2 separate regions of the Homo sapiens genome follow, and region 2 is linked to region 1. Evidence: read pairs that join two places in POLR2A ChIA-PET (ENCODE). Cell type or tissue: endothelial cell of umbilical vein. All regions are shown on one strand. Links, peaks and the distances in the headings refer to the core of each region. The heading gives the core; the rest is flanking DNA. Region 1 has its middle 38 kb from the start of DAB2IP. Region 2 overlaps PDCL (phosducin like).

Region 1 (4,388 bases), core at 129-4,128:
TGGCTCACTGCAACCTCTGCTTCCTGGGTTCAAGCAATTCTCCTGCCTGAGCCCCCTGAGTAGCTGGGATTACAGGTGCCTGCCACCACGCCCGGCTAATTGTAATTTTTAGTAGAAACTAGATTTTGCCATGTTGGCCAGGCTGGTCTCGAACTCCTGACTTCAAGTGATCTGGCTGCCTCAGCCTCCCAAAGTGTTGGGATTACAGGCATGAGCTGCCATGCCTGGCCTTGACCATAGGTTTTGATTCAGATTTGGAACAGAAATCTGTTGATGGCCACTGAATCCTGGGCTTGGAGTAGGAGCTAGGGGAAGCACCAAGTAACTCGTTCCCACCCCAAGGAAGCTGAGTACAGCAGACAGGCTAAGGGTGTGTGTGTGGTCTAAGGTCCATCAGACAGACCTGGCTTTGGGTTCTGGCTGCTCTACCTACCAGCTGTTTGACCTTGGACAAAGTTATCTTATTTCTCTGATCCTCAGTATTCTTAACTATAAATTGCGGATAATAATACCTATTTTTTAGGGCTGTTATTATATTATTATTATTTTTTAATTTTTTGAGACAGGGTCTCACTTTGTTGCCCAGGCTGGAGTGCAGTGGTGTGATTTCGGCTCACTGCAACCTCTGCCTCCTGGGTTCAAGTGATTCTCCTGCCTCAACCTCCTGAGTAGCTAGGATTATAGGTGTGTGCCACCACAGTCAGCTAATTTTTGTATTTTTAGTAGAGACAGGGTTTCACCATGTTTGCCAGGGTGGTCTCAAACTCCTGGCCTCAAGTGATCCACCTGCCTCGGCCTCCCAAAGTGCTGGGATTACAGGCATGAGCCACTGTGCCCAGCCTAGATTAAAATTATACGTGCAAAGAAAGAACACAGTACAGTGTCTGCACATCATAAACATTTAATAAATGCTGCAGTTTTGTTATTACTTATTATTTGCATTATTATTACTGATGGTCTTCTTAATGCACTTTATAGCAGTCTTGGGATCCTCTGGCCATACCCCTTTCCAGAACTTACTGCCTTTGGTGAAGGTAGTTCTGGGTAGGGGAAGATCTGAATTAAAGAGTCAATCTACCAGCCTGGGAAACATAGCAAAACCCTGTCTCTACAAAAAAAAAAAAATTACCTGGGGCTGGTGGTGTGTGCCTGTAGTCCCAGCTACTCTGGAGGCTGAGGTGGGAGGATCGCTTAAGTCCGGGAGGAGGTTGAGGCTGCAGCGAGCCGGAGCCGTGATCGTACCACTGCACTCCCACTTTGGTAGCAGAGTGAGACCCTGCCTCAAAAAAAAATTATTATTTTTAATGTGAATGATTTTTCTCTTGGAGATACACAGGGTCTCAAATTGGCCAAAAAAGGTGTCTGAACATGGGTTTTTAAGGGAGCTGCTTTGATGAATAGAGAAAGGGGATAATAGAGAAAAAGATTTCTTTAAGGTGCTTGAAATTTATCTTTTGCATGGTATCCACAGTCCCCGTGAGCTTGTTTCTGCTGTGTAAGTCACCGGGGTGAGTGTCTGTTGAAGCAGGCATGCGGGGTAAAGGTGGGGCAGGGCGGAACTCCAACAAGTCTCAGCTGCTGCTCCTCCCTCTCTCCCTTCCGAGAACCGCCAGGGTCCTCCTTAGAGAGAGAGCCTGCTCAGCCTTTGGGGAAGCCACAAATTGGTGAAGTTGCTGTAGACAGCAGTGTGTGTGTGTTTGTGTGTTGTGTGTACGTGTTGGTGGGGGGAGGTAAGAGGTCAAGTGGGTTTCCCAGAGGAAGAAAGGCTAGAGCCAGGCCCAGGAGGACAACTGCTCAGGTTTCTGCAAACAGGATTGCAAAATCACTTTTCCCGAGCTTACCCAGTTCTCCATCGGAGTCTTGCAGCCAGGTCAGCTGGGAGCCCCCAAGCTTGGCAGTTAGGACACTTGGGGAGGTGTGGGGAGGGGGGATGTCAAATCCTGCCTCAGTTTCCCCATTTGTCCTGGCTATTCCTAGAGCCCCATTTATCTAGGCTATGCTTTCGGACAGGAAACAGAGGGATGTGGAAGGAGAAGATGCAGGTTTGGGATAAGAGTTGAGTCTGTCACTTCCCACTGTGTGCCCTCAGGCAGGTCCTTCTGCAGCTGCCTGGGCTCCTCAGTGTTTTGAGGCTTCGGTGAGGTAATGTGTGTAAAGTGCTTAGCACAGAGCTGGCATGAAGTAGTGTCTGTAATTATAAACCACCTTGGCCACTGTTGTTTTTAGCTTGGGACCCACCTTACCCCGACCTGACTGCCCTTGCCTCTTGCCTTCCCTGGAGTTCCTGTTTGTTGTTGACATCCTCCTCACCAACTAGTGCAGGGATTTTTAAAGTATTTATATCCTTGCTGGAATTTCTCTTTGCATTGTTTAGTTAATTACCAAATTGAATTGCGGCAAATAATTTCACTTCCTTTCCAGTGCTAGGGCAGGAAGTGGCCCGGTGCCTTTTTTTTACTGTGATTGAGATGATTATTGAGATATTTGATGATGATGATGTCTCCTTCCCCTGAGAGGTTCGCTTCCTCTTAGATCAGCTCCACTGGCCCCATAAATCAAGGCAGCAGCCACGTGCTTGGAACATAAATCTTGTCGAGGATGTTGATGTGTTTGGCCACATGTGGTTTTTGGTGTTTGGGCAACTTCTCGCAAACTCGCGGAGGGATAGTTGAAAAGGCTCCCTTTAAATACAGAACAAATGACCTGTGCACTTATTGGAGAAGTGCTGGGATAGTTGAAAAGACTCCTTTTAAATATTCAGAACAAATGACCTATGCACTTGTTGGAGAAATTCTGTCCAATGGCATACAAATTAAAAATCAAGGCACAGGGAGAAGTCTTCAGATGGCAAGAAATCAGTGGCTCTTCTCCGCAGCTTGATAGTGTTGATGGTGTTGGCTTCTGCCCTGTCCCTCATGGCTCTAGGGTGGAGAAGCAGATTGGATAAAGACATGGGGTTGAAACTGATGTGCTGGGGGGCTTCAGATCCCTGCCCTGCCACTTAGTAGCTGCAGGAATTAACTGCGGCCACTTAATTTTCCTGGGTTCTAAAACAAAGGATACAAGATAACCGGCTTCATAGGTCTATGTTGTAATAGTTTTGCTTCACACAATGCCTGGCACATGGTAAGCACTGGTAAGTAAGCCATTACTTTTAACTCAGGGATCCTCATCGTGTTCTTTACCCAAAGACCCTTCCCATCCTACCTTTCTAGCCTTGACCTCCTTCTTGCAAGATGATAACCAGGACCTAATGTGTCCAGGACTCTCCCACCTTTGCACTTCTTTCTTTTCTTTTTTTTTTTTTTTTTTTTTGAGAGGGAGTCTCGCTCTGTTGCCGAGGCTGGAGTGCAATGGCATGGTTTCGGCTCACTGCAACCTCTGCCTCCTAGGTTCAAGTGATTCTCCTGCCTCAGCCTCCCAAGTAGCTGGGATTACAGGCATGTGCCACCATGCCTGGCTAATTTTTGTATTTTCAGTAGAGACGGGGTTTCACTATGTTGGCCATGCTGGTCTCAAACTCCTGATCTCATGATCCACCTGCCTCAGCCTCCCAAAGTGCTGGGATTACAGGCGTGAGCCACTGCGCCCGGCCCCACCTCTGCAATTCTGTTGTGCGGTTTCTACTATTTGGAACATCCCCTATTTGGTCTCTGCCCATAGAATCCTTTCTTTTTCTTTCTTTCTTTCTTTCTTTTTTTTTTTTTTGAGATGGAGTCTTGCTCTATTGTCCAGGCTGGAGTGCAGTGTTGCGATCTTGGCTCACAGCAACCTCTGCCTCCCAGGTTCAAGCGATTCTCCTGCCTCAGCCTTCTGAGTAGCTGGGACTATAGGGGTGCACCACCGCGTTCGGCTACTTTTTGTATTTTTAGTAGAGACAGGGTTTCGTCCTGTTGGCCAGGCTGGTCTTGAACTCCTGACCTCAGGTGATCCACGAGCCTCGGCCTCCCAAAGTGCTGGTATTACAGGTGTGAGCCACCGTGCTGGGCCTCTTTTCCTTTCAGAAGTTATCTCAAGCACTGTGCCCTCCATGAAATTTCCTATGGCCCCTCAACCTTAACTGCCTTAGTGTATCCTTGTTACGCCTTATGTCTGCAATAGTTGTCGGCCCAAGTATGTTCCATGGAATGGTAACCTGGTAAGATGCTTTGTAGAAAAGAAGGTTAAGAAAAGGCTGCTGAATACTTTATGTACCTGTTTTGTATAGTACCAATCCATATGAACAATTTTAAAGGTTCTGAGAAATCCTGCAGTAAAGAAACCTGCTGAGATTTGTTTACTCCAGAACTTTCCAAACCTCTGACTGTAGAACACTTTCTTCTTGGAATGCCTATTGATAAGCTTTGCGACACTCCTGGAGAGGTGGCGTTGTAGACATCTATATAACA
Region 2 (4,388 bases), core at 245-4,244, 1.2 Mb after region 1:
TTTATTCTCTTGAGTGTAACAATGGTATTTTGGTTATACAGGATCAAGACCCTTTTCTTAGGAGAGTCAGTGAAGTATTTAGGAGCAAAGTCAAGATGTCTGCAAACTTACATCTCAATAGTTCCGCCAGGCGCAGTGGCTCACGCCTGTAATCCCAGCACTTTGGGAGGCTGAGGCGGGCGGATAACGAGGTCAGGAGATCAAGACCATCCTGGCTAACACGGTGAAACCCTGTCTCTACTAAAAATACAAAAAATTAGCCGGGTGTGGTGGTGGGTGCCTGTAGTCCCAGCTACTTGGGAGGCTGAGGCAGGAGAATGGCGTGAACCCAGAAGGTGGAGCTTGCAGTGAGTCGAGATCGCGCCACTGCACTCCAGCCTGGGTGACGGTGAGACTCCGTCTCAAAAAAAAAAAAAAAGTTCCACAGAAAACAGAGATAAACAAATGCAGCAAAATATCAACTTTTGATGAAGCCACGTGAAAGATATACAGATGTTAATGGTAATATTCTTTTCAGTTTCCTATAGGTTTCAACGTTTTCCAAATAAAAGATTAATAATTAACTAATACAATGTGAGAGTCTGAAGCATCTGACGAAATCATCTAGCCAGATGCGTGGCTCACACCTGTAATCCCAGAACTTTGGGAGGCTGAGGCAGGAGGATCGCTTGAGCCCAGGAGTTTGAGACCAGCTTGGGCAACAAAGTGAGACACTCCACTCTACAAAAAATAAAAAATTAGCCAGGCACAGTGGCATGCACCTGTAGTCCCAGCTACTCGGCAGACGGAGGCAAGAGGATCCCTTGAGCCCAACGGTTCAAGATTACAATGAGCTGTGATTGCGCCACTACACTCCAGCCTGGGTAACAGAGCAAGACCCTGTCCCGAGGGGGAGGAAAAAAAAAAAAAGATCATCTAGTTCAACTCCTCACTTTACAAATGGGGAAATGAGGCCCAGGAGAGGAAGAGATGTATCTGAGGGCACTTAACTAGTTACTGAAAGAGCCAGAGTCCACATTAACTATTCTCCCTATTGCTGTCACTTGTAGTGGGACACGGGTGGCAGTGTGTGGAGGAAGGAGCCTAAGAGATGGATTTTGGGAGGGAGGACTCTCTTGAGTCATGGTAGGAAGGAGATGCCCCTCAACAGGGGCACATTGTGGGTCACTGCCACAGCTGAGACAGGAGGAGATTCTGGCCTGAAACACAGGCAGAATTGAGAGACCCAAGGCTCCATCAGCTCAACTCCTTTTCGCTCTTTGAATTCTCTTCTTGGCCGGTCGCGGTGGCTCACACCTGCAATCCCAACACTTTGGGAGGCCGAGGCAGCCAGATCACCTGAGGTCGGGAGTTCGAGACCATCCTGGCCAACATGGTAAAAACCTGTCTCTACTAAAAATAAAAAAATTAGCCTGGTATGGTGGCACGTACCCGTAGTCCCAGCTACTCAGGAGGCTGAGGCAGGAGAATCGCTTGAACCCGGGAGGCAGAGGTTGCAGTGAGTTGAGATCACGCCACTGCACTCCTGCCTGGGCGACAGAGCTAGGCTCTGACTCAAAAAAATAAATAAAAATAATGAAATAAATAAATGAGTAAAAATAAATTATCTTCTTTATTTCCTTCCTCTATTCTCTCCACTGTCTTTCAATGTTTCTATTTTATTGTCACTTGATCAGTTTGCTTTCTCCATCAAGAATATGACATCAGGAAAATAGTACAAATGTTGGAACTTCACAAACCTGATTTTAATCCTGCCCTGCCCACTAGCTGTATAAGTTGAAATGTCACTTAACTCTGCTAAGTCTTGGTTTCTACACCTTTGAACAGTTACTACTTCCTACTTTGAAAAGATGTGCCATTCAATGAGTCAATGTGTTCATTCTTAAATGTTTATTCATCTTTTGCCAAGTGCCAAGCACAGTGTGGGCACTAGACCAATAAAAACACTTCTGTGTGTTCCAGGTACTTTATATTAATTGACTCATGTTACTATCAGCATTTCACAGATGAGGAAACTGAGGCATGGAGGGATTCAGCATCTTGCTTCCAAAGGTAGTATCAGGCTGTGCCTAGAGACCAAGCCCTTACTCTATGCCAGTGGTCCCCAACCTTTTTGGCACCAGGGAACGGTTTCCTGGAAAACAATTTTTCCACAGACTGGGGTTGGGTGGGGGGAGTTTCAGGATGATTCAAGCGCATTGCATTTATCGTACACTTTATTTCTATTATTATTACATTGCAATACATAACAATTATACAACTCACCAAAATGTAGAATCAGTGGGAGCCCTGAGCTTGTTTTCCTACAACTAGACGGTCCCATCTGAGGGTGACGGGGAACAGTGACAGATCGGCAGGTGCTGGATTCTCATAAGCAGCGGACAACCTACATCCCTCGCGTGGGCAGTTCACAATAGGGTTCGCACTCCTATGAGAATCTAATGCCACCGCTGATCTAACAGGAGGTGGGGCTCAGGCAGTAACGGAAGCAATGGGAAGCGGCTGTAAAAACAGATGAAGCTTAGCTTGCTGGCCCGCCGCTCACTTCCTGCTGTGCAGCCTGGTTCCTAACAGGCCACAGAACGATACTGATCTGTGGCCCAGGGGTTGGGGACCGCTGCTCTATGCCATACATGAGGAAGAAAACAAAGTCCGTGCCTTCCTGAGACTTTCATTCCAAACGTGAAATCTGGAAGACTCTGGGACAGTTTGTGATAGACAAATGGTTCCTCTTTCCTTCCCCCAATTCCATGGCTAAAAGGGAGAATCACAAAATAAAACAGGAGAGAGGCAATCTGAGAGCTACCCCATTTCAACTCCCTCCCTCTTTTAATAAGGAAACCAAGAGCAGTGAGCACTTGTTCTGTCACAGGTGCACTCACTCACCTTAATCCATAGGTCAGTGACTCTCAAACTTGAACAAGCTTCAGAATCACCTACAGGGCTCATGAAAATAGTTTGCCTAGTCATTCCCAGAATTCCTGATTCAGGAGGTCTAGGGTGAAGCCCGAGAATTTGCATTTCTGACAAGTTCCCAGGTGATGCTGAGGCCGCCACTGCTGCTGGTGCTGCCCCAGCTACCACACATGAGAACCACCGTCACAGAACAACTCCACAAAACAGGTTATTTTTGTTCCCATTTTACAGATGAGGAAACTGAGCATCAGGAAAGGTAGGTTTCTTACCAGAAAGAAGCTACACCACTAGACTGCCAGACAGGATTTGAACCCAGATCTGCCTGACTCTAAAGCCCATGCTGCTTCCACGACACCAAAGTTAAGAGATCTAACATTCTCGGCCCGATGCGATGGCTCATGCCTGTAATCCCAGCACTTTGGGAGGCCGAGGCAGGTGATCACCTGAGGTCAGGAGTTCGAGACCAGCCTGGCTAACATGGTGAAACCCCATCTCTACTAAAAATACAAAAATTAGCCAGGCATGGTGGCAGGCACCTGTAATCCCAGCTACTCAGGAGGCTGAGGCAGGAGAATCGTTTGAATCCAGGAGGCGGAGGTTGCAGTAACCTGAGATTGTGCCACTGTACTCCAGCCTGGGCAACAGAGTGAGACACCATCTCCAAAAAAAAAAGTCTAGGATTTCTCCATTACCATTACATGTCTACTCTTTTTTTTAATTTTTTTTTTTTTTTTTTTTTTTGAGACAGGGTCTCTGTCGCCCAGGTTGGAGTGCAATCATGGTTCACTGCAGCCTTGACCTCCCAGGCTCAAGAGATCCTCCTGACTAAGCCTCCCAAGTAGCTGGGACTAGAGGTACAACACCGTGCCCAGCTAATTTTTTCTATTTTTTGTAGAGATGAGGCCTCACTATGTCTGCCTCAGCCTCCCAAAGTGCTGGAATTACAGGCATGAACCACCACACCCAGCCCTACTGTATTTTAGAACTTCTGTTCTTGAAAAGCAAAGTCAAGTTCCCTGTAAGTGCATAATATATTCTCATTTTCAATGAGAACAGAAGATGGTTTGTAAAAGCTATTTTTAAGTGTCCCTATTTGCCCAGTAATTCCTCTTCTAGAAATCTATGAGAATAATTCAAAATATAGCCCAAAACACAAAGGCATTAAGTGTTCAGCAAAACACTGAGAATCTAAATAACCAATATAAAGAGATTGGTTAGGCCGTGCAGCGTGCTCACGCCTGTAATCCCGGCACTTTAGGAGGCCGAGGCGGGCAGATTACCTGAGGTCAGGAGCTTGAGACCAGTCTGGCCAACATGGTGAAACCCCGTCTCTAGTAAAAATACAAAAATTAGCCAGGCGTGATGGCATGTGCCTGTAGTCCCAGCTACTCAGGAGGCTGAGGCAGGAGAACTGCTTGAACCCAGGAGGTGGAGGTTGCAGTGAGCCGAGATCACGCTATTGTACTCCAGCC

The links. Peaks named below come from ENCODE experiments on the same cell type or tissue, not always from the same donor. Only the 100,000 strongest peaks of a DNase experiment are listed, where the experiment ranks them.
Region 2: POLR2A ChIA-PET joins it to region 1 with 8 read pairs; 2 of 35 experiments call an interaction of 5 or more read pairs at or near these places.

The regions. Positions count from the first base shown.
Region 1 is chr9:121,611,044-121,615,431 of GRCh38, forward strand. It overlaps a transcript of DAB2IP not described here. Among named protein-coding and RNA genes, the nearest start is that of DAB2IP, 38 kb to the right of the region's middle. In endothelial cell of umbilical vein, for the core only: no CTCF peak of the experiment used is centred there; no DNase peak of the experiment used is centred there; H3K27me3 peaks cover 439 bases.
Region 2 is chr9:122,813,854-122,818,241 of GRCh38, forward strand. It overlaps PDCL (phosducin like), which reads right to left. Exons shown (of 4, transcript NM_005388.5): 4 at 4,244-4,388. Among named protein-coding and RNA genes, the nearest start is that of PDCL, 13 kb to the right of the region's middle. In endothelial cell of umbilical vein, for the core only: no CTCF peak of the experiment used is centred there; DNase peaks (open chromatin) are centred at 1,958 and 2,498; H3K4me3 peaks cover 397 bases; H3K27ac peaks cover 2,908 bases.